Linked DNA regions of Homo sapiens: region 1 is linked to region 2. A link is a loop called in an ENCODE intact Hi-C map of the cell type or tissue named here. Cell type or tissue: Calu3. All regions are shown on one strand. Links, peaks and the distances in the headings refer to the core of each region. The heading gives the core; the rest is flanking DNA. Region 1 overlaps DENND5B (DENN domain containing 5B). Region 2 overlaps DENND5B (DENN domain containing 5B).

Region 1 (16,776 bases), core at 5,138-13,137, 80 kb before region 2:
AGTTCCCAAATATAGTCATTGAGATCTTAGAATAATTTTTTTCTACTTAAAATTCTCTAATAACTTCCTTTGTATTTAGAATAAGATTCAAACTTTTAGGTATTTGTTTATAACAAATAAATATTACATTTATTTGTTTATTTATAACAAGAGTGAGACAGGGTCTTGCTCTGTTGTCCAGGCTGGAGTGCAATACTTCAATCACAGCTCACTGCAGCCTCAACCTCCTAGGCTCAAGTGATCCTCCTACCTCAGCCTCCCAAGTAGCTTGGACTGTAGGTGTGCACCACTATGCCTGACTGATTAAAAAAATTTTTTTTGTAGAGATGGGGTCTGTGTTGCCCAGGGTGGTCTTGAACTCCTGGGCTCAAGGGATCCGCCCATCTTGGCCTCTCAAAGTGCTGGGATTACAGGGGTGAGCCACTATGCCTGGCCTATGTGTGGATTTTAAAAACTCTAAAATGGACCAGGCGCGGTGGCTTAGCCCTATAATCCCAGCACTTTGGGTGGCCGAGACGGGTGGATCACTTGAAGTCAGGAGTTTGTGAGCATGCTCACCAACATGGCGGAACTCTGTCTCTACTAGAAATACAAAAATTAGCTGGGCGTGGTGGTGTTTGCCTGTAATCCCAGCTACTCGGGAGGCTGAGGCACGAGAATCGCTTGAACCCAGGATGTCAAGGTTGCAGTGAGCTGAGATTGCGCTGCTGCACTCCAGCCTGGTTAACAGAGTGAGACCCTGTCTCAAAAATTAAAAATAAAATAAAATAAATAAAAACAGTAAAATGGAAGCTAGAGTTTTCTTAAAAATGAGAAGCTTGAGATTGATGAAAAAGCAAGATAATGGATAAATGATTTCTAAAAAAAGGTATCTAACAGCTTTGTGAAGGGCTAATAAAATTTCTTTCAACTATAAAATGTATTAGCCTATTCCTTTCCTCTTCAAATAAGATACGGTAAATAAAATTAACCATTTTTACCAGGTATATGCAAGCAAGCATGCAGGTACCAACAAGGCTTTGATTTTTTTTTAAGCAAACATGTCTTATTTATTTATAAACTAGTGCCAAGTGATGAGCATGTAAATGATGGGCAGTATTTATGAAATTTCAGAAAGTGGTTGTACTAAAGAGCACTTGTAGCTTCAGTTGTGGTTTTAAAGGAATATCTTAGGAAACTGCATTTACAGATTTGTTCTTCATGGCACCTACATCAGCTTTGGGCACAGTCAGTCAGTACAGTTCTCTTTGTTTCAATAAAGTTTAATCCTATATATATATTTTTTTATATATATTTTTTTCTGTTTATACTCTCCTATTGTGCTTTACAATGCACTGTTCTACCTAAGGCTTGACTTTTTAAGATGGCACCATGTAAGGTCCTCTTGGCCAGAGATTCCAAAAATTTTTGATATGGGACTGTCTTTCCCCATTACTCTTCTCTCTTCTCTCTTCTCTCCTCCCTCCCTCCCTCCCTCCTTCCTTCCTTCCTCCCTTCCTCCCTCTCTCCCTTCCCTCCCCTCCCCTCCCCTTCCCTCTTTCTCTCACTCTTTCTCTCTTTCTCCTTTTCTTTCTCAGAATCTCGCTGTGTCTCAAAAAAATAAATAAATAAATAAATAAACCCAGGCTAGAGTGCAGTGGCGCAATCTCGCCTCATTGCAGTATCTGCCTCCTGGGTTCAAGTGATTCTCCTGCCTCAGCCTCCCAAGTAGCTGGGACTACAGGCACTCGCCACCAAGCCTGGCTCATTTTTGTATTTTTAGTAGAGAAGGGGTTTCAGCTTGTTGGCCAGGCTGGCTTCAAACTCCTGGCTTCAGGTGATCACCCCCCTCGGCTACCCAAAGTGCTGGGATTACAGGCATGAGCCACTGCGCCTGGCCTCCATTACTTTTCAAACAAAATGCAGCGATGACTGGTTGAGTGTGAGGAGGTAAGAACTCAGAATTCTAGGAATGAAAGTATTAGTATTTTATCTGCTGCTGAGACAGCACATCCTGAGGATAGAAGAGGCCGCAAGATTAGCTTTCTCAGATGTTCTGCACCTTTTCCAAGAATCTATGACTTTACTAACTTTATTTGAAATTAACTCTTGTAACTATTTTTACTAACATGGGTTTCTTGGGTTACCTTTTATTTTTCTGTTAGAAACTTGTGTATATCACTCATGCAGAAAGCTAATTTTGAAATAATGCTTTATTTAAATGACTTTCAAAGATATGTGCTAGCATTATTAAGTCAGAAGTAATCCCAGGAAGTCACCCTTATTCTATGATGCTATGAAAATAGCTAACATTTATGAGGCATGAACTGTGGTTGGTGATTTATAAACGCTAATTCTCACAATAACTTGAAAATATGACTTTTCTCATTTGATAGATGAGAAGGATGACATTCAGTGAGTTGCCCAAAGACAGGAAAGGCCATAGCTTGGATTCCATCCCAGGCTGTCTGGCTGCAAACTAGCCTTTTTTCCTACGCCCTGCTGCCCCTCTGAGTCCTTCAGACCAGCTGTCCTCAACTGCTGGGTGGTGACACATTAATGGGCCTACTGTTCATGAGCTAGGTCACAAGTAATTATTAACAGTAGTAGACATACTGAGGTTATGATATATATTTTAAAATAAGTGGAATGGATTCAAGGTCTTCCCTCTAATGATATTATTTTTATTCAGTTCCATTCCTGTATGCTTTTACTGGGTGGGAGAGAAAGGTGGCATTATATGCATCAAACCAGTAATTGTGCATAGCCCCATACATAATGGGAAATCTATTTTATGCTACTGGTAAGCTACCGTTACTGATGAGCTATGAATAGTTTCCACATATTAATAAAGCCTTTTAGGAATATCACTGCAGAAGTAGTCAGTCTGTTTGCTTTACTTTCCTCTAGAAAACTATTTTGTGCATTATCTGAGGACACCCATGGGAGTGTGTGTCTCAACACTTTTGCTGATCTGGATTGTTTCTAGATACTTTTCTCAATTATACAATGTGACAGTGTTTTGGAAAGAGTATTTATAAATTACAATAAAAAATGATCCAAAAGGTGATCTGAGCTAAAGACGAACAAACAAAAATGTGATGGAGTTAATAATGTTAGGGTTGTAGTTTTTTTTTTTTTTTTTTTTTTTTTGAGACAGCGTCCCACTTTGTCCCCCAGGCTGGAGTGCAGTGGCATGATCTTGGCTCACTTCAGTCTCCACTTTCTGGGCTTACGCAGTACTCCTGCCTCAGTCCCCCAAATAGCTGGGACTATAGGTGTGTGTGCTACCACGCCTGGCTAATTTTTGTATTTTTTGTAGAGATGGGGTTTCACTATGTTGCCGAAGCTGGTCTCGAACTCCAGAGCTCAAGCTATCAGTCTGCCTCGGCCTCCTAAAGTGCTTAGGTTTACAGGCGTGAGCCACTGCACTGGACCCTGTAGAATTTTTTCATTCAGTTCTGCTGTGAAGACTGAAGTGCTGAATCCTTAAATATAGTTTGTGGACCTCTAGATTTTAAACTGTGAAACCCAGTTTAAAGATTTTTTTTTTTTTTTTTTTTTTTTTTGAGACAGAGTCTCGTTCTGTCGCCCAGGCTGGAGTACAGTGGCGCAATCTCAGCTCACTGCAAGCTCTGCCTCCCAGGTTCACGCCGTTCTCCTGTCTCAGCCTCCTGAGTAGCTGGGACTACAGGCGCCCGCCACCACGCCTGGCTAATTTTTTGTATTTTTTAGTAGAGACGGGGTTTCACCATGTTAGCCAGGAAGGTCTCGATCTCCTGACCTCGTGATCTGCCTGCCTCGGCCTCCCAAAGTGCTGGGATTACAGGCGTGAGCCACCGTGCCCGGCCTAAAGATATTTTTAAGTTTAAATATTTTTAAGTTTAAATCTATTTTTATAGATTCCCAGAGACCTTCTGATGAAAATCCACTTAATTTTGCTTAATTTTTTCCTGTCCATGCCTGGAGAATCCAGGTTTCTGCTTTGTAGACTATATTTTCTTGCCCCTCCCTTCTCTTCCTCTTTTCTAGTACAACATACTCTGTCATTTATTTAAACAGGAAATTATCCTATAGTTTGAGAAAACATCAATGTAGAAGTGATAATGTAAATTAAGTAAATTTCTGATCATCTTAATTCCTCAGTACAGCTTGACACAAGATTGCTCATAGACCAGGCTTTTGTACTTTTTTTCTCTAATCCCTTCTTCAAAGATCACCCTTATTTTCACCTTGGTCCTCATGATGCCACCTCTTATTGCTCTTTTGGTTGTCCCTTTTTGAGAAAAACCTGTAGAAGAAGAAATATTCTTTTGACAAAAAAGTTCTTGTATCATTATGTAAAACCTCATAGTGAAAAAGCTCGCTCTTTTTTTTTTTAGAAATAAGGTCTCACTCTGCTGCCCAGGCTGGAGTGCAGTGGTGTGATCATAGCTCACTGCAGGCTTGATCTCCCAAACTCCTGGGCTCAAGTGATCCTCCTGCCTCAACCTCCTGAGAAGCTGAGACCACGGCTGTGCGCCACCATGACCAGCTAATTAAAAAAAACATTTTTTTTTTGTAGAGATGGGTTCTTGCTTTATTGCTCAAGCTGGTCTCGAACTCCTGACTTCAAGTAATCCTCCCTCCTCATCCTACAAAAGTGCTGGGATTATAGGTGTGAGCCACCACGCCTGACCTGAAAAAACTCTTGGAAATGTCTGTCTGAATCTTCCATTTACCTTCATTTCTAGCAGAAACTGGGAAATTTCTTTTTTTCTTTTTTCTTTTCTTTCTCTCTTTTCTCTGTCTCTTTCTTATCTTTCATTATTATTACTTTTTTTTGAGATGGTGTGTTGCTCTGTCTCCCAGGCTGGAGTGCAGTGGCATGATCACGGCTCACTGCAACACACTCTGTCTCCCGGGTTCAAGCGATTCTGATGCCTCAGCCTCCCGATTAGCTGGGATTACAGGCGTCTGCCACTACGCTTGGCTAATTTTTGTATTTTTTAGTAGAGACAGAGTTTCACCATGTTGGCCAGACTGGTCTGGAACTCCTGACCTCAAATGATCCACTCACCTTGGCCTCTTAAAATGCTGGGATTACAGGTGTGAGCCCCTGTGCGCGCGGCCTCATTCTTCTTTTTTTTTTTTTTTTTGGAGACAGAGCCTTGCTCTGTCACACGGGCTGGAGTGCAGTGGCACAGTCATAGCTCACTGTAACCTCAACCTCCCTGGCTCAAGCAGTCCTTCCACTTCAGCCTCTTGAGTAGCTGGGACTACAGGCATGTGCCACCATGCCTGGTTAACTTTTTTCTTTCTTTCTTTCTGTTTTTTGAGACAGTCTTGCTCTGTCTCCCAGGCTGGAGTGCAGTGGCGTGATCTTGGCTCACTGCAACCTCCGCCTCCCGTGTTCAAGTAATTCTCATGCCTCAGCCTCCCAAGTAGCTGATATTACAGGCATGTACCACCGTGCCCTGCTATGTGCCTGGTTAATTTTTAAATTTTTTTGTAGACATGGGGTCACACTGTGTTGCCCAGGCTGTCTCGAACTCCTGGACTCAAGCTATCCTGCCTGGGCCTCCCAAAGTGCTGGAATTACAGGTGTGAGCCACCACATCCAGCCTGAAACTGGGCAATTTCTTATATCTCACATCTTTTCGGGTTTAGTACCTTTTATTTCCAGTATCTGTTCAGTTTTCTTCCTCTTCCTTCTCTTGTGGTCCTTTGAGAAAACAGGGACAATCTGCTAGTCTAAGGATATTCTTTCTAGATATTAAATTTATATCAATTTTTTATTGCTGTAGATCAGGACTAAAACAGCAAAAAGGAATTGTTTCCTTTGGGCAGAGATGTGACTTGCTTTTGAAGGGGGAAGTGGGTAGTCACAATCTACTCTTACGTAATTCCCTGATGTAGTCCTCCTTTGTTACAAGAATCAGCACCAACATTATCAATTGGAATTCTATGAGAATGACATACTAACTTTAATAAGAATACATTGAGCAGTAGGAATTTATGGCTGGTTATAGGTTTAAAGCTTGTAGGTGATTTACTTTTAGAACCACAGTGTTTTCTATTTTTAGGTTAAGTTATCCTCAACTTCAACTCTAACTTTTAAGGAAATATAAATGGCTGGGGTAACAAGATAACAGATTGTTTAAAACTATTTCCTATCTCCTGTCTCAAGTGTATGTATTTTCTTAATAAATAAACTTTTGTCAGGATTTCAAAATATTCTTGCTCAGCTCGAGGAAAATGAACTTTCACACTGGACTTAACTTGTTTTGTGCCATTGTTCACCAGAACAATGACTGTGATTTCACAGTTAAAACACAGGCATTGGTACCCTTGAGGTGACTATGTGAAAATAGGTTATTTTGTTTGGTCATTCTCACTCCTGTCTGGCAGTGCTTCATTTTTTCACTGGCAGCTCTAGCTACAATCTGATTTTAATTAAATATGTGAAAGCTGTGTGTACTAGAATGTAAAATCTTGTATATTCTTCATAGTGAAGGACTGACAGGACCCGTTTACAGTGAACCACTTGTAAATCATCTTGTTTCTGGTGGATGGGGCCAATGGGGAAATAATTAAAGTATTGAGTGTATGGAGAGGATAGAAGTTGGTAGAAAACAAAAACTTAAGAACCATACTGGTGATTCCAAAATTCCCCCTCCACCTCCCTTTTATTATTTTATTTTTTATTTTGAGGCAGAGTCTCGCTCTGTCACCCAGGCTGGAGTGCGGTGACGCAATCTCAGCTCACTGCAACCTCCGCCTCCCAGGTTCAAGCGATTCTTCTGCCTCAGCCTCTCGAGTAGCTGGGACTACAGGCATGCACCAGCATGCCCAGCTAACTTTTGTATTTTTAGTAGAGACAGGGTTTTGCTGTGTTGCCCAGGTTGGTCTCGAACTCCAGACTTCAAGAGCTCCACCCGCCTTGGCCTCCCAAAGTGCTGGGATTACAGGGAGCCACCGCGCCTGGCCACCTCCCTTTTAAATTATTATTATTATTATTATTATTATTATTTTTTAGAGACAGGGTCTCATTCTCTCACCCATGCTGGAGTGCAGTGGCGCGATCACAGCTCACTGCAGCCTCGATCTCCCGGGCTCAAGTGGTTCTCTTGCCTCAGCCTTCCGAGTAGCTGGGACCACAGGCACATGCCACCACACCTGGCTAATTTTTTTTTTTATTTTTGTAGAGACAAGATCTCACCGTGTTGTCCAGGCTAGTCTCAAATGGTCCTTGCCTCAAATGGTTCTTCCACCTTGGCCTCCCACTGTTGGGATTTCAGGCATGAGCCACTGTGCCTTTTTTTTTTTTTTTAAGAGATAAAGAGTCTCCCTTTGTTGCCCAGAATGGAGCACAGTGGCTATTAACAGGCCATCATAGCTCACTACAGCCTCAACCTCCTGGGCTCAAGGGATCTTCCTGCCTCAGCCTCCTGGGATAGCTGGGACTAATGGCGTGCACCACGGTGCCTGGCCAGAATTCTCTTTATCTCTTTGATACCTCTATCACCCTCTCTGCCACTTAGAACACAAAATTTGTGGTTAGAGTAGAAGTGGTAGAGGGATAGCCAGCAAATGCCCTAGACCCCAGAGCTTCTGTAGATTTAATTGTCCATTGAAGAATCATGGAGTCATTATAAGAGTCTCTTGCACAAGTGTTGAGCCTACTTAATGAATATTGAACGAAATTACATTCACTTTTCCCTGGAATGAAATCTCTAAGCAAGAGTAAAAATTTAGCTTTTTCTGAATGTGAACATAAGGCCATGAAGTAGACATACCTTGTTGAATCATTATGGGGCAGAGGCCCAGATATGAAATGTCTGTTGACATGTATGCACATTCAGTATTTATTTCAGTGCCTTATTGAACTCTATTGAATAGGTCAGGTGACAGCTTTTATCTGAACATCAGTCTTTGAGGGACAGTTGAAGCACTGGTATATGTGTGAGCGAGAGATTGGTGTTTTTTTCAAATGTAGAAGAGGTAACTTCTTACATTTTTTGCTCTTAAAAGTATATTATTTCATAATATTCAAATTTGCCTTGGGATTTAAAGTATAAATTGTCATTTTAGTAACACAATTGAATATTTTTTAATATCTCTGAACTAATGAGATACAGTTTTCTTTCAAGTGTGGGAACTATTTTGTACCCTGTTCCCTGACCTCTGCCTTTTGACCCTGTCACTTTGTGATGAGATTATAGATAGGCCTTTGAGCTTTTCTCCAGTCTGCTCAGGTTTCCTTACACAGCAACATATAAAGCTTTAAGGTCCTTTAAAAGATGCTCTTAGAATTAAAGAGAACATTCAGATTTAATTGGCATGAGTTTCGTAAATATTTTTTCTTTAAAAAGTCTTTTTCTTCCTTAATGCTTTCCTGTCCCCCAAATCTATTTAATTATGTTTTCTAAAATGGTATATTTCGGGAGAGGCTAACAATTAGAGCTTTCTAGGATAAGGAAATCCAAGAGAGATTCAACTGTTTATTCCCTATTTGTTGTCTCTAGGTATGAGAAGTTAAAATCCAGAATTAGAGGGTGTCATACAAGAGCAGGAGATTTTTTTCAGAGAGAATCAGTGCTTTAACCTTCTTATAATAAGCACTTTTTAGATAACACCTTTTAGATACTTTTTCAGATGCCTAAAATAGAGTAGGAAGAGAAACAAGGACAGAGAAAAGGAGACTGATTTCATTGGCTATGTGTTAATAACTCGTGAGTTTTTTTTTTTTTTTTTTTTTGAGAAAGAGTAAAATTAGTGACAAAAATAAGGGCTTGGGGATTTGATATTTATTTTGTTATTGTTTTACATCCTATCTTCAAGATTATCCAGAAAATTAAGTATTTGCTTTGTTTCAGACATTTTTTAATAGGACTTTCTGAGGAATGTCTGTTTTACGCACCATCAGAAAGATTTGTAACAATGAAGCTGTAGGACTTTGGTTTGCGTGGGGGCATTCTTGCTACTTAACAATGAGTGAGGGTAAATAAAATGATTGTTTTGAAATAACAAAAGGCAATATGTGCTTTATGTGCCTTTTTTTCTTTTTTTTTTTGAGACAGAGTTTCGCTCTTGTTGCCCAGGCTGGAGTGCAGTGTTGTGATCTCGGCTCACCACAACCTCCACCTCCTGGGCTCAAGGGATTCTCCTGCTTCAGCCTCCCAAGTAGCTGGGATTACAGGCATGCGCCACCACACCTGGCTAATTTTGTATTTTTAGTTGGGATGGGGTTTTTCCATGTTGGTCAGGCTGGTCTTGAGCTCCCGACCTCACATGATCCACCTGCGCTGGCCTCCCAAAGTGCTGAGATTACAGGCATGAGCCACTGCACCTGGCCTGGCAATATGTGCTTTTAAAAAATTGTAGCTTTTGGCTGGGTACGGTGGCTCTCGCCTGTAATCCCAGCACTTTAAGAGGTCAAAGCGGGCAGATCACCTGAGGTCAGGAGTTTGAGACCAGCCTGGCCAACATGGTGAAACCCTGTCTCTACTAAAAATACACAAAAATTAGCCGGGCGTGGTGGCTCCCCAGCTACTCAGGAGGTTGAGGCAGGAGAATCGCTTGAGCCCGAGAGGTGGAGGTTGCAGTGAGCCGAGAACGTGCCATGGCACTCCAGCCTGGGCAATGAGTGAAACTCCGTCTCAAAAAAACAAAAAAAAAAATTGTGGCTTTTAAATTATTTTTCTAAAAAAGAAAGAGTGAATGGATAAAATGGAGTTTTCTAATTCAGGTGTTTACTTTTGAGAGATAGAAATTAAATCCGTAGTTCTTGCAACTTTTTTTTTTTAAACCCAAATCCTTTCTACAATTAGTAATTAAAGTGAAATGAGAAAAGAAAGAGTAGCTTTGAATCTCACTCAGTTGCTTAATGCTAAAATAATCTATTAAAATTTTTTTTTCTATGGAAAGGGGAAAACACTAGTGACAAATAAGATGGGAAGACAGGAAGAAGCTAGTTAGCAGAAGAGGCAACTCAGTGACAAGATAAACTCTTGATCTCTATCTTACTGGTCCGATTTGTGTGTTGTCACGTAGAATGAAAATATGTTTAGACGGTATAAGAAACCTCTGATGGAAAAATCTGGTTGTCTCCCTGCAGGTTGCTAAGAAAGAGTGATGTTTCAGGGAGGCTGAGTCTTGAAGCAGCAGCAGCAGATCTGACACTTGTCCTTCACAGCTCCTTTCCTGTCTCCCATAGTAAGGGCTATGTAAACATTTCATGATCAGTGCTGGCACTTGCAGCCGAGAATGCGGAGAATGCTTGCAGTTTCCCTTTTCATGCAGCAGAATGATAACAGGGACAATCTTTTGATTGTCTTATTATGTTTTGGCTTTTGTTGCTTTTAAAATTCCCAGTTTGTGTTGCTGTAAGGGAGGTAACATTTCTCACCCTTTCTGTAAATGAGTTTCCTGCCAAAACCTACCTGTGAGTTTCAAATGTTTAGACCAATCAACCAACCAAAGACCTTGAGATAACCTAAGAAGGTATAACCTAAGAAGGGACAGTTACACAGTAATTGGGAAAACTTCTGCAAGGACAGATGTGCATTTCTCATTTTCTTTAAACCTATCAATTTACTGAAAATGAATATGATTTTTGTTAATAATGACAGTGCCAAAAAAAATTACTAAAATCTTTTTGAGTAAATGAAACCAAACTCCTAAAAAAAGAAAACTTTTTTTTTTTTTTTAAAGAGAATTTTGGCTGGGTGCAGTGGCTCACGCCTGTAATCCCAGCACTTTGGGAGGCCGAGGCGGGTGGATCACGAGGTCAGGAGATCGAGACCATCCTGGCTAACATGGTAAAACCCTGTCTCTACTAAAAATACAAAAATTAGCCGGGTGTGGTGGCGGGCGCCTGTAGTCTCAGCCACTCGGGAGGCTGAGGCAGGAGAATGGTGGGTGAACCCAGGAGGCGGAGCTTGTAGTGAGCCAAAGTCGTGCCACTGCACTCCAGCCTGGGCAACAGAGTGAGACTCCGTCTCTTAAAAAAAAAAAAAAAGAGAGAGAATTTTGATTAGTTCTTATCTGGAGATATATTGCTTATAATTTTTTTCTCTTGGTTTTTTTGTTTGTTTGTTTTTGAGATGGAGTATTGCTGTGTCACCCAGGCTGGAGTGCAGTGTTGGCGATCTTGGCTCACTGCAACCTCCACCTCCCGGGTTCCAGTGATTCTCCTGCCTCAGCCTCCTGAGTAGCTGGGATTACAGGCACCCGCCACCATGCCCAGCTAATTTTTTGTATTTTTAGTAGAGATGGGGTTTCATCGTGTTAGCCAGGATGGTCTCGATCTCCTGACCTTTTGATCTGCCTGCCTCAGCCTCCCAAAGTGTTGGGATTACAGGCATGAGCCACCGCACCAGGCCATTTTTTGGTAATTTTTTAGAATGAGTTGAATTGAGATGAATTTTAGTTGTTCCTAAGTACTGTGTACTGTGACTGGCAGTGGCTCTTAACTGTTATTTTTTGAGACAGAGTCTCACTCTGTTGCCCAGGCTGGAATGCAGTGACACAATCATGGCTCACTGCAACCTCTGCCTCCTGGGCTCAAGCTATCCTACTGCCTCAGCTTCTTGAGTAGCTGGAATCACAGGCATGTACCACCATACTCGGCTAATTTTTTTGTGTGTTTTTAATAGAGACAGGGTTCACCACATTGGCCAGGCTGGTCTTGAACTCCTGGCCTCAAGTGATCTGCCTGCCTCTGGCTCCCAAAGCACTGGGATTATAGGCATGAGCCATCGCTCCCAGCTGGCATTGGCTCTTTAAAATTTTTGGGAGGAGAATATAACACAGTCACAAAATAATGTAAGGGGGCAAATTGTGGAAAAGAAGGTCTATTTATGCCCAGCTCACTGCTCCTACTTTTTGTTTCCAGAGCCAGATATATATGTTACACACATAAAAGAGGTATGTAGGCCAGGCGTGGTGGCTCATACCTGTAATCCCAGAACTTTGGGAGGCAGGTGAATTGCTTGAGCTCAGGAGTTCGAGACCAGCCTGCGCAGCATGGTGAAACTCCATCTCTACCAAAAATACAGAAAATTAGCTGGGTGTTGGCAGTATGCGCCTGTGGTCCCAGCTACTCGGTAGGCTGAGGTGGGAGGACCACCGGAGCCTGGAAGGTGGAGATTTCATTGAGCCTAGATTTCACCACTGTACTCCAGCCTGGGTGACACAGTAAGACCCTCGTCTCAAAAAAAAAAAAAAAAAAAAAAAGGTATGTTGCTGGGTGTGGTGGCATGTATGTACCTGTAACCCTAGCTACCTGGGAGGCTAAGGTGGGAGGATTGCTTGAGCCCAGGAGTTCAAGACCAGTCTGAGCAACATACCAGACCCTTGTCTCAAAAACAAAGAGGAATATAGATTAGCCCACTTCAACATTTTATGAAGTGGTGGGAGATGACTTGGGAAAAGAGGTTGAATCAGCCTTTGGAGTTCTCTATCAGTTAGAATGCTGTGGTTTATAGGTCAAAGAGGAGATAAAGGAATTTGGCTGGTTCACAAAATTTAAAAGGAGTTTTTGGGGGCATGTGTTCAGGGTGTAATTTGAACGTGGCTCCAGCTTCATTTCACTGCAGCTGTTTAGGCGCAACCTTTATGCACTGTTGACTTCTCTTCTGGTGGCTTCCCTCAGAGTTATTAAGTGGCAGCAGAAGTTAAGAGTTTGTATTCGCACATCACACCTTCCTTAGAAGAGATTTAACTTTCCTCCTCTAGCCTTCACTCCTGTCAGGAAACAAAAATATGGGTGTTTGCTGTGGCCTGTCCTTTAACAAATCAGTGTGGCAAGTAAAATGGGATTAAACTGATTACTGAGACTAATTTGGGATGAAAACTATATAGCTAGTTCACAGTAGAAGAGGGAGGGAAGTGGCTGCTGGGAAACATTCCCAATACAGGTTGAGTATCCCTTATCCAAAATATTTGAGACCAAAAGTATTTAGGATTTTGTGTTTTTTCAGATTTTGGAATATTTGCATATACATAATGAGATTTCTTAAGGGTGGGACCTAAGTCTAAACATGAAATTCACTTATATTTCATATGTACCTTATTCATGTAGCCTGAAGGTAATTTTATACAGTATTTTAAATGATTTTGTGTACCCATCACATTAGTTCAGGTATGGAATTTTCCACTTGTGGTGTCATTAGCAGTCAAAAAATTTCAGATTTTGGAGCATTTCATATTTCTGGATTAGGGATGCTCAACCTGTATTCTCTACTTGTTGAATGCTAGACTATAAAGATGGCCCTCTGAAGGACAGAAAAGAGGCCAGTTGTGGTGGCTCACATCTGTAATCCCGTACTTTGGAAGGCCGAGGTGGGAGGATGGCTTGGCTTGAGCCCAGGAGTTCATGACTAGCCTGGTCAACAAAGCAAGACCCTGTCTCTACAAAACAAAACAACCCCCTAAAAATAGAAAAGAGCCACTGAAAGGTGTTTTGTTGTTGTTGTTTTTTAAAGAGGTGGAATCTTGCTCTGTTTGCCTAGGCTGGAGTGCAGTGGTGAGATCATAGCTCACTGCAGCCTTAATCTCCTGGGCTCAAGCAGTTCTCCCACCTCAGCCTCCCAAGTAGCTGGGACTGCAGGTATGCACCACCCTAAAAGGTTTTGAACAAAGGAGTGGCTTGCTCAAAACTGTAGCCTTAGGAATATCACTCTGGATGGAGGATATAGCATGGAATTAAACTGGGACGAGATTTGAAGTGGGGAAACCAATTAGGATGCTTTTTTTTTTTTTTTTTTTTTAGACAGAGTCTTGCTCTGTTGCCCAGGCTGGAGTGCAGTGGCACGATCTTGGCTCACTGCAACCTCTGAGGAGGCTGTTCTGTAAGACAAATTAGAAGGCAACATTCTGAATTAGAATAGTAGTGGTGGGAGTAAAGAAGATGGGGGATGGATAGGAAAGATAGGACACACAAGTAAATTGAATTTGGCAACTTCTTTTTTTTTTTTTGAGACAAGGTCTTGCTCTGGCACACAGGCTGGAGTGCAGTGATGCTATCACAGCTCACTGCAGCCTCCATCTCCTGGGCTCAGGTGATCCTCCCACCTCAGCTTTCCAAATAGCTGGGACTACACCCACGTGCCACCACACCCAGCTAATGAATTTGGCAACTTTATTGTATGTTGGGTTTGTCAACCTAAATAACAAATAGGGATAGGCTCTCTAAAAGAAAATTATTTTTATTTTGAAATAAGGTGTTGCAATAGGAATATACATGCGATAGTAAACTGTGTGTTCTTTAACATTGTGGAATTTGTATAGCTTACCAGTTTGAATGTCTGCAAGTGCTTGCACTGGGTTCTAACCTCCGCCTCCCAGGCTCAAGCAGTTCTCCTGCCTTAGCTTCCCAAGTAGCTGGTAGAACAGGCACACTCCACCGAACCCAGCTAATGTTCCAGTCATCTGGTACTACCATAGAAAAATGTTTACCAATTAGCTGTATAGAAGAATCTGATGTTGAACTGCCTGCTATTGGTTGATAATGCTTGTATAGTACTTACTATGTAGCCTGGCAGGATGTAATTGCACAATAAATATTAGCCACATTTTCATCATCATAATTAATTGGTTTAAACCTTGGGCAGTTTGATGATGAAATTTAAGGTATTCCTGGAACTCTCCTTTAGATATTTTTTCTTTAAAAAATTTTTAAAAAATTATTGTAGATACCTGGTCCTGCTATGTGGCCCTTGCTCGTCTTGAACTCCTGGCCTCAAGTGATCCTCCCACCTCTGCCTCCCAAAGTGCTGGGATTATAGGCATGAGCTACTGGGCCCAGCCTATGACATGTTTTATCGTAGAATATGCACCTAATTTTAATATATATATATCTGTTTTACCATGTTGCCTTTTAATCTCTTAATTTAATAACAATAATAAAAGTATTGCTTGAATTACACACACACACACACACACACACACACACACAGTTTTTAAGAGAGAGGTTCTCACTATGTTTCCCTGGCCGGAATGCAGTAGCTATTCACAGATGTGATTACAGCACACTATAGCCTCGAACTCCTGGGCTCAAGCAATCCTCCTGCCTCAGTCTCTTGAGTTGCTGGAACTACAGGTGTGCACCACCATGACTGGCTTCAAATTATATTTTTTAATTTTTTTTGAGACAAGAGTTTCACTTCTGTCACCCAGGCTTCACTGTAGTGGTGTGATCTCAGCTCACTGCCATCTCCACCTTCTGGGTTCAAGCGATCCTTCCACCCTAGTCTCCCAAGTAGTTGGGACTACAGGTGCATGCCACCATGCCCAGCTAATTTTTATATTTTTTTTTCTAGAGATGGGGCTTTACCATGTTGCCCAGGCTGGTCTCAAACTCCTGGGTTCAAGCAATCCACCTGCCCTAGCCTCCCAAAGTGCTGGGATTACAGGTGTGAACCTCTGTGCCAGGCCACTATTTTTTAGTTTTTATAGCCAGTCAAATATGGTCCCTAGTTTGCAGCTGGCAATCATGTTTAGAGACGTTAAATGAATTACCTAAGTTTGCATTGCTAGTGGCAGAATTAGAACCACAACAGAGATTCTTCTGGGTCCAAATCCAGGCCCCTTTAACTATAGAGAACAGTCTCAGAGAAACTTAATCATTCTCATGTGTAAAAGAGCCCACCTTTTAAATCTGATAGAGAGCAGGGCATTTATATACTTAAAAGGAACATTAATAAACCTATTATATGTTAACCTAAATCACATTCTAAATGAAAACAAGACTAACTTTGGGCCTTTTATGCATGAAAATTACAGATTTTGTTGGTTGTGCATCTGTTTTAGGAGTAGACTATCTACGTGTAAGCGACCAGAGGCATCCACATAAGCAAGATGTATAAATTGCTTAACAGGACTCAACGTGAGTGTAAAAGGACTCAATAGATTTACTCCTTTCTTTTCTTTCGTTTTTTTGTGAGATGATCTCAGCTCACTGCAACCTCTGCCTCCTGGGCTCAAGCGATCTTTCTATCCTAGTCTCCCAAGTAGTTGGGACTACAGGTGTGTGCCGGCACACCTAGCTGGTTTTTTTATTTTTTTGTGGAGACAGAGTTTTGCCATGTTGCCCAGGCTGGTCTCAAGTGAGCCACCTGCCTTGGCCTCTGAAAGTGCTGGGATTACAGGCATGAGCCACTGTGCCCAGCTAATCCCTTAATAGATGCAGTAGTCGAATTGGCAAGGTTGTGAATACCAGGAACCAAGAATCATTGAGGGTCATCTTGAGGCTGACTGCCACATTGATTAAATCTGTTAGGATCTATAATCTTCAGCAGTGGTTTTAAGTAGAGCATACTAAAGCAATAGTAGTGTGCAGGATTTTGATGCCATCTCCGCTGAAGGAAATAATACAATCTGCTATCTTTAGAATTGCAGTATGGCATGGGCTGGTTGTGGTGGCTCACACCTGTAATCTAGCACTTAGGGAGGCAGAGGTGGGAGGATCACTTGAGGCTAGGAGTGTGAGACCAGCCTGGGCAACATGGCAAAACCCTGTCTCTAAAAAAAATACAAAAATTAGCAAAGGGAGGTGGTGCCTACCTGTAGTCCCAGCTACTCTGGAGGCTGAGGTGGGAGGATCACTTGAGCCTGGGAGTTGGAGGTTGCAGTGAGCAGAGATCTCGCCACTGCTCTCCAGACTGGGTGACAGAGCCAGACCCTGTCTCAAAATAATAATAATAATAATAATAATAATAATAATAATAATAATAGAATGAAAAGAGAGGGGTGGTAGTGGAAGGGAACTGAAAAGTGCATGATAAATTATGTAAGGAAGCATTAGGCTTTGGT
Region 2 (16,776 bases), core at 4,720-12,719:
ATATTTGGTATAGTCAGCTTTTGGGACTTAAGCCATTCTAATCAATATGCAGTGGTTGGGATGTAATTTTTTTTTTTTTTTTTTTTTTTTTTGTGACAGTCTCACTTTGTCATCCAGGCTGAAGTGCAGTGGCATGATCTCAGATCACTACAACCTCCACCTCTTGGGTTCCAGTAATTCTCCTGCCTGGCCTTCCTGAGTAACTGGGATTATGGGCACCCACCACCATGCCCAGCTAATTTTTGTATTTTTAGTAGAGATGAGGTTTCACCATGTTGATCAGGCTGGTCTCGAACTCCTGACCTCAAGCAATTCACCTGCCTCGGCCTCCCGAAGTGCTGAGATTACAGTTGTGAGCCAACATGCCCAGCCAGGATGTAATTTTTTAAAGTTGGTCATTTAGTCTTACTGTCATACTTTTTAGGTTGAGCATTCCTAATCCAAAAATCTGAGATCCAGAATACTCCAAAATTTGAAACTTTTTGAGGCCAGTATTCTAATTTTCTAATTAGGGATGCTCTTTAATTTTTAAAGTTGGTCATTTAGTCTTACTGTCATACTTTTTAGGTTGAGCATTCCTAATCCAAAAATCCGAGATCTAAAATGCTCCAAAATTTGAACTTTTTGAGTGCCAGTATTCCAATTTTCTAATTAAGGATGCTCAACCTGTAAATATAATGCAAATATTTCAAAATCTGAAACAGTCAGAAATCCAAAACCCTTCTTGGTCCTAAGCATTTTGGATAAGGGATACTCAACTTGTATGATATCTGACTATAGAAGCATTAGCTTTCTCCTAATATTCCTCTTTAAGTAAGCATTAAGAAGAGAATATGTGTGCTATTTCCCATACAAAACCTGTTAGAGATATTTAATAGCATTTCACTTATTTTGTTAAAATTACCTATTCTCTTTGCTTTCATTACTAATCCCTTATCAGCTACATTCCATTGGTGTTAAGCTACATTCTAATGTTAATGTCTCCTGTGTGATTGCTTTTGGTTAATTATTCTCATTTTCCATTCTTCAAAGTCATTTTTGCTTTTTGTTTGTTTTTATTTGTTCATAAAGCTTTTTTGTTTCTGTTACATTATGTAGTTTTGTACCAATGGCTAGAAGCAGATCGTCATGGCAAGAGCCAAGGTGCTGCAAATACGACTTCAGGTAAAAATAAAATTAAGAACAAGGATGGGCTATTATAAATCATTATTTTAATTGACTGCAAGCCCATTATAAATGTTTCTTTATTCAGTTTTGCTTGGTCAGACTTGTAGATGTTATTTTATGTTTCTCTTCTCTCATCTGCATCTTAATTTTCATAAAGACTTCATTTGCTTCAAGCCTTGAAAACATGTATTCAGTAGTCTTTAAGCTCTCTTGGCAGATATTTCCTACTTTCTTAGGAGGAAAGGATTAATTGCAGCTTCAATTTAGTAGGAGGTTATTTGGCAGTGTTACTTGGAGTTAAGTTGATATGTAGTTGTAGCAGTCGTACAAATTTATAGTCCTTGTTTGTTTCAAGATAATATTTAAAAGGTAAATTTTAAGTACAGGATGCTTATGTAATTTTTCATTTCCTGGGAATCCAAATTCTTAGACTTGGTTATTTTCCTGTTTTTTTTTCCCAGCAGTAAATTCTAAGTTAGAGGTAAAACTTGTGTTTAAAATGAGAAGTATAGGTTGTTCCCCCATCTCTCATCCCCAAAAGTCATCACCAAGATTCTCTTCTTTTGGCCAGTGCTAGTAGGAATAGCTGCATCCAGTCATTTCTAAATTCTCTTTTTTTTTTTTTTTTTTGAGACGGAGCCTTACTCTGTCACCCAGGCTAGAGTGCGGTGGTGTGATCTTGGCTCACTGCAACCCCCACCTCCCGGGTTCAACTGATTCTCCTGCCTCAGTCTCCTGAGTAGCTGGGATTACACGTGCATGCCACCATGCTTGGCTAAGTTTTGTATTTTTAGTAGAGACAGGATTTCAGCACGTTCGCCAGGCTGGTCTCGAACTCCTGACCTCAAGTGATCCACCTGCCTCAGCCTCCCAAAGTGCTAGGATTACAGGCATGAGCCACAGTGCCCGGCCCATTTCTGAATTCTTAACAGTGATATCAGAATTTCTACATAGTTAGTTCTTCCCCTAATATCCTTCCAAATCATATTTGCCAAGACAGCTGTGTATATATAGCAATGATCTTTCCTGTTACCCCTTTTTTAAGCAGTCTAATAAGCAGTGGTGGTGGTGGTTTTGCTTTTCTTTTGTTAGATTTGTTACTGTTTTGTGGCTTTTTTTGTTTTTGTAAAATTATTTCTTTCTGGAGGTGGTTTCCTTCTTGTTGATTCTTTGTGTGTCAAGAAGGTGCAATGTTCCTTAGTTAACAGAACAATTATATTGAGAATGGCACTTTCATGACCTTTCTGATATATCTCCTGTCCCATTAATAACTTGATACATGAATGAAGATAATGTTATTTTAACTATACACAGGCAGGACTGAATTAAAAGGTAAGTGTTGCAAGGAGTTTTATGATAGGTTATGTCTTGTTTCTTCTGCTTCTGCAGTGTTTCATATTTTATTTACATTTGTGGATAATAAAAGCAAGTATTTCTGGTGTTAGAGGGTAGGTGAAGGAGAGGGTTTCTTGATGGCTATCATGAAGTTACGCTGTTGCTGTGTCAGTACACTATCAGCAGCTTAGACTATAACTGGGAGGAATTTTGTTTTTTCTCTAAAGTGAAATGAAAAGTAACCTAAAAAATCAATCTATCTTTCTTTTCTTTTCCTTTCTTTCCTCTCTTTCTTTCCCTTCCCTCCCCTCCCCTCTCCTCCCCGCCCCCTCCCCCTGCCCTTGCCCCTGCCCCTGCCCCTACCCCTCCCCTTGCCCCTCCCTGCCCCCTCCACTGCCCCTCCCCCTCCCCTTGCCCCCCCTGCCCCCTCCCCTTGCCCCTCCCTGCCCCCTCCGCTGCCCCTCCCCATGCCCCTCCCCCTCCACCCTCCCCATGCCGCTCCCCCTTACTTTCCTTTCTTTCGAGATGAGGTTTCACTATGTTGCTGGTCTCAAGTGATCTGCCCACCTCAGCCTCCCAAAGTGCTGGGATTACAGGCATGAGCCACCACATTCTGGCCAAGTAACTTTTTTTTAAATGAAGAAGTGAATAATTTACAATTTCTTAGTGTTCACAGGAAAATCTAGCATCAGCTTAAAAACATCATGGACTCTTCCTGAAATCAGTTCTGAGCCCTGAATCTGTTCTTCAGCCACATTGACTCTCATGGACAGTTTCACATTCCTCTGCTGACTTTTTGATGCTTACATACTCTAGAAGCTTGGTGCAAAAATTGATAAACTCTCCTTAAGGATGTCTGACAATTTCTCTTCTAGAAATGAATGCTCTCAACTCTTAGAAGATGGAAGTATGGAGTAGAAAAATACAGAGATGAAATGTTTGCCTAAATAAGTCAGAGGAATCTAAAGAAAATAATGATCATTAGCCAAGGACTTCAGTTAGAAATAGTAGTTTAGTTGCCTAAGCAAATGTATTTAAATTATGTGTCCTTGTTCAAAAAAATTCCTATGTATTTTATATTGTTGTCTCCAGCAAGATTTTTGAGTGTGACTTTTTCGTCCTTCTGCGATCTGTTTTGCATTCCAAGGTGGTTTTTTTTTTTCATATTTTTACCCAAAATAGAAACTGAGTCTAACTAGAAGTCAAATACAATTCATAAATCAAATTGCTTTGTGATATTTTTAATAGTATAAATACTGGTAAAGTGACATTTATCTTTTGCTGTAACAGCTAGTATTTTGCACTTAATTAGAACTCTAAAAGTAGGAAAACACACAACACAATAAAATTGTTGCAAGATCTTCTAGTTCCTTGATCCCAAATTTTTGACATTGGGAATTTAAGATCCGTCTACCTTAAAATATTTCATGAAACTAAAACATTTAGGGATAATAGGTCTTAAGGGAATTACTCTGGTTGAGGAGGTTAAAAAAACTAATCTGATAGCTATTATTGAATTTTCAATGTTTTACTTTTTAAAAAATTTATTAAAAAAAAAATAGGAAGAAAAGAAACGGGGTCTCACCATGTTGCCCAGGCTGGTTTCAAATTCCTGGGCTCAAGCAATCCTCCTACCTCAGCCTCCCAAAGTTCTGGGATTACAGGCATGAGCTACTGTGCCTGGCCTGAATTTTCTTAGTAATTAAAATGTAGCCTACTTTTATGTTTCCAGAATTTTGCCAGATAATGAATTTAACTTAGGATAGCTCATTTATTTTAAAAGGTTAGTATGTTTAATGTGTTCTGTCTACTAAACAGGATGACTCAGCAATGATGTTTCTAATTCTGTTAATTTTGTTACTGGAGAACCTGGATATGCAATCACATTTCTCAGAGATTTTTGTGGAAACTCAAGCAAAATTGCTTCCTTTGAGCACTGTAGCATGGGGGTCTAAGTGTGTATAAAATTTTAGGATCATAAGACATATGATTAGCTTAATGTAAGACTTTTCTTTTCTGAAGTAAATGTTTTCATATAGTTTATTATTACCACACACTGAAATGTGGACCATAATTAGGTTACAGCAATGATTATATTACCATATTTTGATTTTTAGTATCAGTTGAGTAGCCAGGATTTTAAAATTCAGATTCTGAAGTTTTAAATGCTGCTCTGTTGTTAACAGTTTTTTAGTTGTCCATCGGGATTTTACAATACAGATGGTTAGAGGCAGAAATTGAATCAGATCTCAACATTATCAGTCAGTAGTAGGACTATAAAATAAATAGAAAACTATGACATGCTTTTGGAAAAGTTCTAGATATTAACTATGTATTATTTGTTGTAGGCGAAAATTTTGACCAGAGTCCTTTGAGAAGAACATTCAAATCCAAAGTTCTCGCCCACTATCCTCAGAATATAGAATGGAACCCTTTTGATCAAGATGCGGTGAACATGGTATGTGTTTTTTTTCCCCTCATTTACTCTTTAGCCTTGTTTTCACTTTATTAATATGAAGGTAGTGACTGTATTTTGAATGTCTACCTTATTTCATTTCATTTATTCTTTAAGTGATTTTATAAGAAATGTGAGGCCGGGTGTGGTGGCTCACACCTGTAATCCCAGCACTTTGGGAGGCCGAGGCAGGTGGATCACCTGAGGTCAGTTTAAGACCAGCCTGACCAACATAGTGAAACCCCGTCTCTACTAAAAATACAAAAATTGGCCAGGTGTGGTGGCACATGCCTGTAATCCCAGCTACTCGGGAGGCTGAGGCAGGAGAATCACTTGAACCCAGGAGGCGGAGGTTGTGGTGAGCCGTGATCACGCCACTGCACTCCAGCCTGGGCAACAGAGCGAGACTCTGTCTCAAAAAAAGAAAAAAAAAGAAATGTGATACTCTCCTCATTTTAAAGATCTGGAAGCAGAAGCTCAGAGAAGCAAGTTACTTGCCCAGGGTTTCCATAGTTAATAAGTTTATACAATAGATCCTAAAAGCCCATTTTAGTTTCCTACTATTAAACTGTGTTGTGCATTTGTATTAATATGTAGAAGCTTTGATAAACAGTGATATTACTTTATTGGCCTGAGAGGAGCCTGATGGAAAGAGCCTGATTACAGTTCTCATGTTTCAAGGAATATTGTATGGTAGGCCTATAATTTGTCATTTTTACAGACAGTGTAAAGATGAAAAGCAACTTAATTGCGTTATTTAGGTACAGTAGAAATCTGAATTTGTATTATTGTTACCGGTGGATGGAGTCCAGCTTCTTGGTGTCTGGAACAAAAAATTGGACAAAACATACAAACAAAGCAAGGAAAGAATGAAGCGACAAAAGCAGAGATTTATTAAAAATGAAGGTACAATCCACAGGGTGGGAGCAGGCCCGAGCAAGCAGCTCAAGAGCCCATTATAGAATTTTCTGAGGTTTAAATACCCTCTAGAGGTTTTCCATTGGTTACTTAGTGTACACTCTATGTAAATGAAGTAATGGCCCACGATCAGTCTGTTTGGTTGTGGGAGGATATCAATCAGAAGCTGAAGCAAAGTTACACCCTACACAAACATACAACCAATCAGAGGCTGAAGTGAAGTTACAAAGTTACACTCCTATGCAAATGAAGACTTGGCCCACGACCATCCTGATTGGTTGTGGGAAGGAAACAATCAGAGGTACTTTCAGTTTTTAGTCTGTCATGCAGAAAAAGGGTAGGGGGAAGGTACAAAGGGAGTAGCCACTGGTCCTTTTGCTACTTGGGCATGGAAAGTTGGGGTTTTCCTTTTGATTTAGTTCTAGAAAGTCAGCATGAATCGGCCTTAGGTTCCCTGCCTCCAGACCCTGTTCTCCTGCCTCATAATGAGTTACCAGTGCTGATTAAATGTCTCTTTTATCCCTGCATGATGTTGTGCATCTATAAGCCCAGCTACTCAGGAGGTTGAGGCAGTGTGACTGCTTGAGCCCAGGAGTTTGAGACCAGAATGGGCACCATAGCAAGACCCTGTCTCAAAATAGGTAGGTAGGTAGGTAGGTAGGTAGGTAGGTAGAGGTAGGTAGGTAGGTAGGTGGATGGATGGATGGATGGATAGATAGATAGATAGATAGATAGATAGATAGATAGATAGATAGAAGATAGAGAGATAGTCAACCTTGAGAGGGTCTTAGAAATAAAGTAGGTCATAGTTTTCAGATTATTTAGGAAGGGCTCTTCTTAGAAGCCTGAATAATATTTGAGATGTTCATAAACTCTATGATTATATAATTCAGGGGGCCCCAAAGTAAGGAGGTAGCAGGCATGATAGATATAGAAATGAATTGGGTATATACGTAAGAATGGGAAAAAAATAAAAAAGATACAGAAATGATTAAAGGTGAACTGAGACACAGTGATAGCCATTGCTATTTTTGAGTTGTTTTGTTTGGTTTTTGTTTTTGTTTTTGAGATAGTCTCGCTCTGTCACCCAGGCTGGAGTGCAGTGGCACAATCTTGGCTCACTGCAACCTCCACCTCCTGGGTTCAGGCAATCCTCCTGCCTCAGCCTCCCGAGTAGCTGAGATTACAGGCGCACACCACTATGCCCAGCTAATCTTTTGTATTTTTAGTAGAGACAGGGTTTCACCATATTGGCCAGGCTGGTGTTGAACTCCTGACCTCAAGTGATCTGCCCTCCTTCAGCCTCCCAGAATGCTGGTATTATGAGCACATCCCACCACACCTGGCTCATTTTTGCATTTTTAGTAGAGATGGGGTTTTGCTATGTTGGCCAGGCTGGTCTTGTACTCCTGACCTCTAGTGATCCACCCGCCTCAGCCTCCCAAAGTGCTGGGATTACAGGCGTTAGCCACTGCACCCGGCCTCTTTTTTAGTATTTTAAAGATATTGTTAAAAGACTCCATTATAACCTGATAATCTAACAGAAGGAAATTAATATTCACTAGATGCCTGCTAGAGTACTTTATGTATGTTATTTTCACATACATGTTTACATGTACCCAGTGAGAATTCTTATATTTTCAAAGGTTAAGTAATTTGCCCAAAGTTAGGCAGTAAGACTCAGAAATTAAATCCAGATCATTTTTACTCTCTAGCTCACTTTTTTTCTCAACTGCCTTGCTGCCTTCCCAAAAGAAAAACTGTGTAACTGAGTTTTGATCTACACTGGAAATGTTATGGGTCACACTGGACCCTTTGTGATATTTTTGTATCACAGTAAACTCTTTCCAGCCTGGGCTCGCTCTAGGGAGGGGATAGCATGGTGCTATTTGTAAGGACAAATGCCTAAAGCACTTGGCACTTTGACTTTGATTCCTTACAGAGTACAATGTGGTTATTTTCCTAAACTGTTATACAATACTAAAATAATCAGAGATGCCATTTTGCTGGAAGTTAATATTGTAGATGCCTAGCGTCATCTTTGGTGAAGACTCTACTATAGATATTATGTAGAACACAACTGTTAGTTATCTTTATAAGACTTGGAAGAGTCCAGACAAGCATCTGACTAAAATAGTTGAACAGCAGTGACAAAAAAATAACTTATGAGCTGCTTATGCAGCAAATTAATAGAAAGGCATTTAGGAAAAGAGTGTTTAAATCAAGCAGTGGAAAACTGGATAAGAATATGAATAGATCACAATACTTAATCTTCTTAAATTAGTAAGATATTTCAAAATATAACTTATTCTGTGAGAAATCAGAATGGTATTCAAAGTGAGGTTCTAGCCTAAGCAACATAGGGAGGCCCTGTCTCTACAAATTAAAAAAGAAATAGCTGGGTGTGGTGGCACCATGCCTGTGGTCCCAGCTACTCTGGAGGCTGAGGTGGGAGGATCACTGGGGCCTGGGTACAAGTACGTTCTTACTATATGAATCCACAGTCATTTGGAACAAAATGCCACCCTTCATGTGTTTTCTTTCTTTTAATCATTTGAATGAATTAATAGTGAGATATCCATGATAGCTTTTGCCTCTATCTGCAAAACATTAATCTTTAAAGTAATTATCAGCTTCCTTGATCTTTGATATTTTCTTTACTCCTTGCCCCTGAGGTTATTTTATGTAAGCAGCAAAAGTTTCCCCCTGAAGAATAATCGCAAAGGCTGTGTTTTGATGGTTAAGCACCACATAGCATTTTTTTTATTGCTGCAAATCTAAAAGGATTTGCTTGTACTCCTGGAAAATCTCTGAAAAGCATCCCATTAAAGTAGTTTGCATTCGGGTCACAGATTTACTGCCTTTAATTTCCTCTTTGATTTACTAGTAAGTGCGTTTGTATGAAGCTGTAATTTATTCCCACCTAAAGATATAAAGCTTTGTCTTGCCTTTAGCAAAATTCCACCGCAGTGAGTCATCACCTTCTGTAATATTAGTCATTCCTCTAACAACAGTAGTGCTTTGAATAAAAGGTCATTAATTTCATACATAAATTAAGTACCCAAAGCAGTGAACTTTGTTAAATAAAATGTTTAATGTGTATGAGTACAGTGCAAATAAAATAGAAAATAAATACAAGTGACAGGTGAAATAATTCCTGAATTAGTTTTTTTTCCTCAGTTGCTGATCAGAGATTTTTATGAAAAAAAGTAAATATCACAGAACAGAAAGAACAATACAATAAACAGTCAATGTATGTATTAATCACCTAGAACTAACATATGTCAACATTGACATGTTTGCTTCAGAGCTCTACATTTCCTTTCCTTTCCCTTTCCCTTCCTCCCTTTCTTTGCTTTCTTTTCTTTCTTTCCCTTGTTTCCACAGTCTCACTCTGTCTCCCAGATTGGAGTGCAGTACATTTAATTAAATTAATTAATTTATTTGAGACAGTCTCACTCTGTCACCCTGGCAGTTCAGTGGTGCAATCTTGGCTTACTTACAACCTCTGCCTCCGGTGTTCAAGTGATTCTCATGCTTCAGCCTCTTGAGTAGCTGGGATTATAGTCGCGCACCATCACGCCTGGCTAATTTTTGTATTTATGGTAGAGACGGGGTCTCCCTATGTTGGCCAGGCTGGTCTCAAACTCCTGGCCTCAAGTGATCTGCCCGCCTCGACCTCTGTGAGCCACTGTGCCTGGTCTGCATTTCATTTTAAATGAAATAAAGCATTGCAAACAGAGCTGAAGGTCCCCCACCCCACTTTCACATCTCTTTGAGGTAATCTGCTTATTGGCATCCATGACTATGTAATATTCTAGTTGATAGATCTTATCTTTAAGCCTGTGTTGTACCTAAGAATTCATAGGAAGAAAACATGGTCAATAACTTTTAAGCAAACTGTATGAAAATATAAGGATTCTATTTTTTATGTCTGTCCTAATGAAACATCATAAATATATTTTAGGTAACAAAAGAGTAATAACTATTATAAAGCTCTTACTTTATAATTTGCTGTTAACTTTGATTACAAAGAAGGATATAGTGGAATGAAGAGCAAAGAGTAAACGGTGAAAGGTTGGCTGAAGAAACCTATTCAGATGCTTATCTTGTAAGAGTAAAAGGAAAAAGGGCTATATATACTTTTTGTAGACTTAGCAATTACTTGAATTTGAAATGGATAATCCCAAATTACATTCATAGGTTTGACATTAGAATGAAGATAAGCCCTCATTTTGAGCCAAGTTTAGGTTCAAGCTCACAATAAAATTTTTTTTTTTTCTTGAGACAGGTTCTGACTCTGTCATCCAGACTGGAGTGCACTGGTGCAATCTTGGCTCACTGCAGCCTTGACCTCCCATGCTCTAGCGATCCTCCACCTCAGCCCCCCAAGTAGCTGAGACTACAGGTGTGCACCACCACGCCTGGCTAATTTTTGTACTTTTTGAGGAGACGGGGTTTGGCTATGTTGCTTAGGCTACTCTCGAACTCCTGGACTCAAGCAATCTGCCCACCTCGGCCTCTCAGAGTGCTAGGATTACAGGTGTGATCCACGATGCCTAGCCATATCTCACAGTAAAATTATAGGAATGGGGCTTTCATTGCTGGAGGACCATTGCTGGAAGACCCTTTTGCCCCCGCCACCCCCATCCTCTCGCCCGTTTCCTTAACATTGCAGCTAGAATATTTCACTGGCATCTCAAATGCAACATATCCAAAACTGAATTCATTATTCGTCCCACCAGTCTTTTGTCAGTGAATGGTACAACCATCCACCTACTTGCCAAGTCCAACAATGTACACATCACCCTGAAAGTTCTCACTTACTCACCCTCTCCCATATATAATCAGTTATCTGTCTACTTCTCTCTGTTCCGTATACTCACCTTGGTCCAAACCATCAAGATCTCTTACCTGGACTCCTGCAGTAACCTGTCCATTTCATTCCTCATACTATAGCTTCTGCTTCTGCTGTTCCTTCTCTCTGGAAGGCTCTTCCACCTCTCCTTCACCTAGTGAATTCTTACTATTCCTTCAGACTTCACTGTAAACATTTATATAGAGAAGCTGCTCCTGACCATCACCTTCCACCGTCTTCCCAGCACTCAGGTCACCTTAGGTTCTCTTAGTACCTTGTATACCTTTTTGTAGCACCTATCTCAGTTGCAGTTAACCAATTACTTAGCTAGTAGTCAACTGTGTATCTCGTGCTTAATGTAAGCACCATGAGAACAGGAGCAGTGTCTCTTATTCATTGTTATATCCCTAGCTTTGCGCATAGTAGATGTTCAAATTGTTGAATAAATGAAGTGATACTTGCTTACAATACTTCTCTTCCCTGTCCTTGACTAGGTGTGACCTCCACTGCAAAACCATCTCTTAAGCAGGAGTAGTTACTCTGTCTTTTCTTATGATATCTCGAACAGAGTCCGTAGCAACACTGATCACATTTTTTTGGTAACTGCTGGTTTCTGTGTCTGTCTTTCCTACTAGACTGTGAACTCCCTAAAGGAAAGGATTATTTTTATCTTTGTCTTTTGAGTTACCAAGATCTAATGCAAAACATGGGACAAAATAAGTGTTTATGGAAGGAGGGAGAGAAGAGGGGAGGGAGGGAGGGAGACATTCTGAGAAATGTGTTGTTAGGTGATTTTATTGTGCAAACATCATAGAGTGTATATACACATACACAGACCTAGGTGATATAGCCTACTATACTTCTAAGTTATATGGTATAACGTATTGCTCCAGCCGTTGTCCTATAGGCAGTCCATTGTTGACCAGAGTGTGGTTATACAGTATATGATTGTATTTGCATAATGAGGGAGAGGCCATGGAAGTCATAGAACTACAAGATGTGGAAAAAGGAATTTTAAAATTCTAGCCAAACTGCCTGAAACGGTCTAGAGAAATATAAGAACATTTGCTGACTCAAACTGGGAAAGTTACACACTTGTCATTATAAGCCTGCTTTGGCTAAAGTAATCTGGTTACTAGTAGTAGTCTGATCATCAGTGACACCTCTAATTTTTAGTTGTTTTATTGTGGGATGGTGAGGGGGTATTGTTAGTAGATAGCAAAGTTAAGGGTTAATTAGAAATGTTTAATACCGTGATAAACAAATCTTGATTTATATTTCAGGTTTTCTGAGATTTCTTGTAGTTCCTGACAGTTTAACAATTCTGATGAAACTCAGGTTTTCTGAGAAAGTATCTTGTAGTTCCTGATATAAAACAGTACTGTATATCTTTTAAAAATGGAAAAATAATAGCATTTTGCAGTTCATGTTTCCCGATTAGATATATAGTTCTTACTTTTTTTGATTTGTTGGAAGAGCATTTAGGAAAAATTCTTACATCTGTTGTCTGTAGCATAGAAAGCCATTCTTCACTTTGAGTACAACTTTTGGCAAGCTTTTTCTGTAAATGTTTGAATGTGCGCTCAAGAAAGCTACAAACCCTTAAGGGAATATTTGGCAGCTGTTCAACAGCAGTTGAGCTATGATTTTGTGATTTAGGATGACAGGAACGCCTATCAATTAAATTAAATCTTTATGTTGACTTTGGTGGTCACTATGTTTCTGTATTGCCTACTTGATGGAAAAAGAATTACAAGCTGAAGTCCAGGCACTGTGGCTCACACTGTAATCCCAGCACTTTGGGAAGCTGAGGCGAGTGGATCACTTGAGACCAGAAGTTCAAGACCAGCCTGGCCAACATGGTGAAACCTCGTCTCTACTAAAAGTACAAAAAAAAAAAAAAAATAGCCGGGTATGCACGCCTATAATCGCACACACTTGTAATCCCAGCTACTTGGGAGGCTGAGGCAGGAGAATTGCTTGAACTCAGGAGGTGGAGGTTGCAGTAAGCTGACATCACACCACTGCATACCAGACTGGGCGACAGAGTGAGATTCCGTCTCCAAAAAGACAAAAAAAGAATTACAGACCAGATCAAGAGGTGAACTAAGCCTGGTGCTTTACCCCCAGCTGTTTTTGTTTGTTTTCTTGTTCATTCATTTATTCATTCAACCAATTGTTATATGCCATGCACTGTGCTAAACAAGTTTGAGTTTAGCCTGGAGCAAGAATAATTCAAATTATCCCTTCTACAATCTTTATTGACTACAATAAATGTGTCAAATGAAGTTTTTGGGTTTTTAGGGTTTTTTGTTGTTTTTGTTTGTTTGTTTTTTTGAGACAGTCTCACTCTGTCTTCTAGGCTGGAGTGCAGTGGTGCAGTCTTGGCTCACTGCAACCTCTGCCTCCCGGATTCATGCGATTCTCGTGCCTCAGCCTTCCAGGTAGCTGGGGCTACAGGTGTGTCCCACCACGCCCGGCTAATTTTTTGTATTTTTAGTAGAGGCAGGGTTTCGTCATGTTGCCCAGGCTGGTGGTCTTGAACTCCTGAGCTCAGGCAATCCACCCGTCTCAGCCTCCCGAAGTACTGGGATTATGGGTGTGAGCCACTACACCCAGCCAAATGAGTTTTTATTCATGCTATCAGCAGAGCAACTCATTAACTTGTTATGATGAAATCAGCCTTAATGTGAACGTAGAATTATTAAAAGATTCTGCCATAGCCTTTCCTTATACAGTTATTCCTAAGACTAGGAATAAGTGGCTTTTACCCCCTACCAAATCCAGGTATTCATAGGTTTTACCTAAGTCTATATCTCATTCTATCCAAATATACATAGTAATTTAATATGTAAAAGAATTGAGTAAATCTGCCTTAGTCCTTTCCACATCTCATATTCAATGATATGAAATATGAAGACATTTTCACTGGTGCACTAATGCTGAGCTTCACAGTTTTTTCTTTTTACCCATGTTATCAGTCACCACCTGTTATGGCCCCAAATGGTATATTATTCCATTGCAGTTCCCTTGAATGTTTAAAGTTATTGAAATGAAGTACTAGCCCTTGAGTAGCTGGCAATGTAGAGATCAAACAGAATTATACAATACTAGTAATGTGTATGTTTATATAATGTACATATGTTTACAGTGGTGCAAGACTTTAATTGCTTCTCCACAATAAATACTTTTTAGAGGAGTAACATTTTATGGCATGCAAAAGATGAAGAGAACACTATTTTTTATGGAAAGGTAAAGGAAGACCTCTCTAAGGTAGTATTTATGTAGAGACTTAAGGGAAGTAAGGAAGTATTTTGATTATCTATCGCTGCATGACAATCCATCCGCCTACCAGTTAATGGCTTAAAATAGGGCTTGGCAATTTTTTTCATGAAGAACCAAATAATAAGTAGTTGAGGTATTGTGGGCATACAGTTTCTGCCACAGTCACCCAGCTCTGCTGTTGTAGTGTGAAGGCATCCATAGACAGTGCATAAGTGGATGGTTGTGACTGAATCCCAGTGAAACTATTTACAGATCAGGTGGCAGATTGTATTTGACCTAAGGGTTTTTCTTACTCCATTCCTCCTGCTAAAATAAAATACTTCAGACTGAGTAACTTACAAGGAATAAGAATTTATTTCTCACAGTTCTAGAGGTTGAAAGTACAAGATCAAGGTGTCTGTAGGTTTAGGGTCTAATGATGGCCTAGTCTCTGCTTCTAAGATGGTACTTTGTTATTGTGTACTCCAGAGAGGACAAATGTTGTATCCTCACATGGCAGAAAGCACTAGGGTGCTGCTCCCTTCAACCTTTTATAAGAAGGACGAATCCTTTCATGAGGGCAGAGCCTGCATGACTTAATCACTTCCCAAAAGTCCCCACCTTTTAATACCGTCACCCTGAAGTGATGTTCCAGCATATGAATTTTGGAGGCACACATATATTTAAACCCATAGCAGGGCTGTTGTTTGCTGACCCTTGATTTAAAGCAACAAAATCATTACTTAGCCTACATATCTGCAATGTAGGTAGCTTTTGGTTGGCTGCGCCTGTATTCTACTTGGTGTTAGTTTGGAAGGTTTGAAGTCTGAGGACTGAAATCATCTGAAAGCTCACCCACTCACAGGCCTGTCTCCTGGACCAGGCATATAGCTAGGGCTCCTTCTGTCTCTGTGTGGTCTTTCATTTGGTCTCACCAGTCAGGCAGCTTCAGGCTAGCTAAACTTTTTATATGTTGCCTCAGGGCTCCCAGAGTGTGTTACCAGGTTACCAGAGAGAGAGAGAGAGAGAGAGAGAGGAGATGGAAGCTGTATTGCCTTTTTTAGCCTCTGCTCAAAAGTCACTCTGTCACTTGTCACTGCTGTTGCATTTTACTTGACTAGGCCAGGGGTGGGCATACATGGCCCCCAGGCCAAATCTGTCCAGCTGACTGTTTTTATAAATAAAATTGTGTTGGAACAAAACCATACTTACGTGTTTAAAGGTTGGTACAAAAGTAATTGTGGTTTTGGACAGAATTTTAAATCATAACTAGGCTCAAGCACATCCTTATTAATCAAAATAAGAACCATTACAATCAACACATTTTTGCCAATGAGAAATAAGTTTGTTTATTCCTGTAACGTAAAATATCCGTGCTTTGGGATTTGATGAACTCTTGGAAAGCATTTTCTGCATCCTGCTGGTTGTGGAAGCGTTTTCCCTGCAAAAAATTGTCGAGATGCTTGAAGAAGTGGTCAGTTGGCAAGAGGTCAGGTGAACATGGTGGATGAGGCATGACTGCATAGCCCAATTCGTTAAACTTTTGAAGTATTTGTTGTGTGATGTGCGGTCAGGCATTGTTGTGGAAAAGAATTGGGCCCTTTCTGTTGACCAGTGCCCGCTGCAGGCTTTGCAGTTTTTGATGCATCTCATCGATTTGCTGAGCATACTTCTTGGATGTAATGATTTCGCCAGGATTCAGGAAGCTGTAGTGGATCAAACCAGCAGCAGGCCACCAAACAGTGACCGTGACCTTTTTTTGGTGCAAGTTTGGCTTTGGGAAGTACTTTAGAGCTTCTTCTTGGTTCAGCCACTAAGCTGGTCATCGCCGGTTGTCTAATGAAATCCACTTTTTGTTGCACATGACAATTTGATTGAGAAATGGTTCGTTGTTGCTGTGTAGAATAAGAGAAGACGACACTTGAAAATGATGCTTTTATTTTATTTTGTTTTGTTTTGTTTTGTTTTGTTTGAGATGGAGTCTCACTCTGTTGCCTAGGCTGGAGTTCAGTGGCACAATCTCGGCTCACTGCAACCTCCGCCTCCCAGGTTCAAGCAATTCTCCTGCCCCAGCCTCCTGAGTAGCTGGGTCTACAGGTGCATGCCACCACGCCCTGCTAATTTTTTGTATTTTAGTAGAGACAGGATTTCACCATGTTGCCCAGGCTGGTTTCAAACTGAGCTCAGGCAATCCGCCTGCTTCAGCCTTCCAAAGTGCTAGGATAACAGGCATGAGCCACCGCACCTGGCTCCAAGATGACGATTTTTTAAAATTTCCACTCAGCTCATGAGGCACCCACTTACCGAGTTTTTCCACCTTTCCAATTTGCTTCACATGTCAAACGGCCATAGAATGGTCGACGTTGAGTTCTTCAGCAACTTTTCATGTTGCTGAAGAGGGTCAGCTTCAGTGATTACTCTCAATTGATCATTGTCAACTTCTGATGGCCAGCCACTATGCTTCTCATCTCCAAGGCTGCCATCTCCTTTTCAAAACTTCTTGAACCACCACTGCACTGTGCGTTAGTTAGCAGTCCCTGGGCCAAATGCATTGTCGATGTTGTGGTTGTCTCCACTGCTTTACGACCCATTTTGAACTTGAATAAGAAAATTGCTCGAGGCCGGGTCGGGTAGCTTACACCTGTAATCCCAGCACTTTGGGAGGCCAAGGCGGGCAGATCACTTGAGGTCAGGAGTTTGAGACCAGCCTGGCCAAAAATGGTGAAACCCCGTCTCTACTAAAAACACAAAATTAGCTGGGCATGGTGGTGCAGGCCTG

Evidence for each region. Hi-C counts contacts between places; a loop is a spot of excess contacts. Peaks named below come from ENCODE experiments on the same cell type or tissue, not always from the same donor. Only the 100,000 strongest peaks of a DNase experiment are listed, where the experiment ranks them.
Region 1: it touches region 2 in a loop (2.5-fold over the local background); 11 of 110 quality-filtered maps call a loop at or near these places.

The regions. Positions count from the first base shown.
Region 1 is chr12:31,564,483-31,581,258 of GRCh38, reverse strand. The region is part of intron 1 of DENND5B (DENN domain containing 5B); the gene reads left to right. Among named protein-coding and RNA genes, the nearest start is that of DENND5B-AS1, 17 kb to the left of the region's middle. RefSeq lists a silencer at 5,858-6,058 and enhancers at 9,379-9,879, 10,066-10,225. In Calu3, for the core only: no CTCF peak of the experiment used is centred there; no DNase peak of the experiment used is centred there.
Region 2 is chr12:31,483,994-31,500,769 of GRCh38, reverse strand. DENND5B (DENN domain containing 5B) reads left to right here. Exons shown (of 21, transcript NM_144973.4): 2 at 4,851-4,960. Among named protein-coding and RNA genes, the nearest start is that of DENND5B-AS1, 98 kb to the left of the region's middle. In Calu3, for the core only: no CTCF peak of the experiment used is centred there; a DNase peak (open chromatin) is centred at 8,839.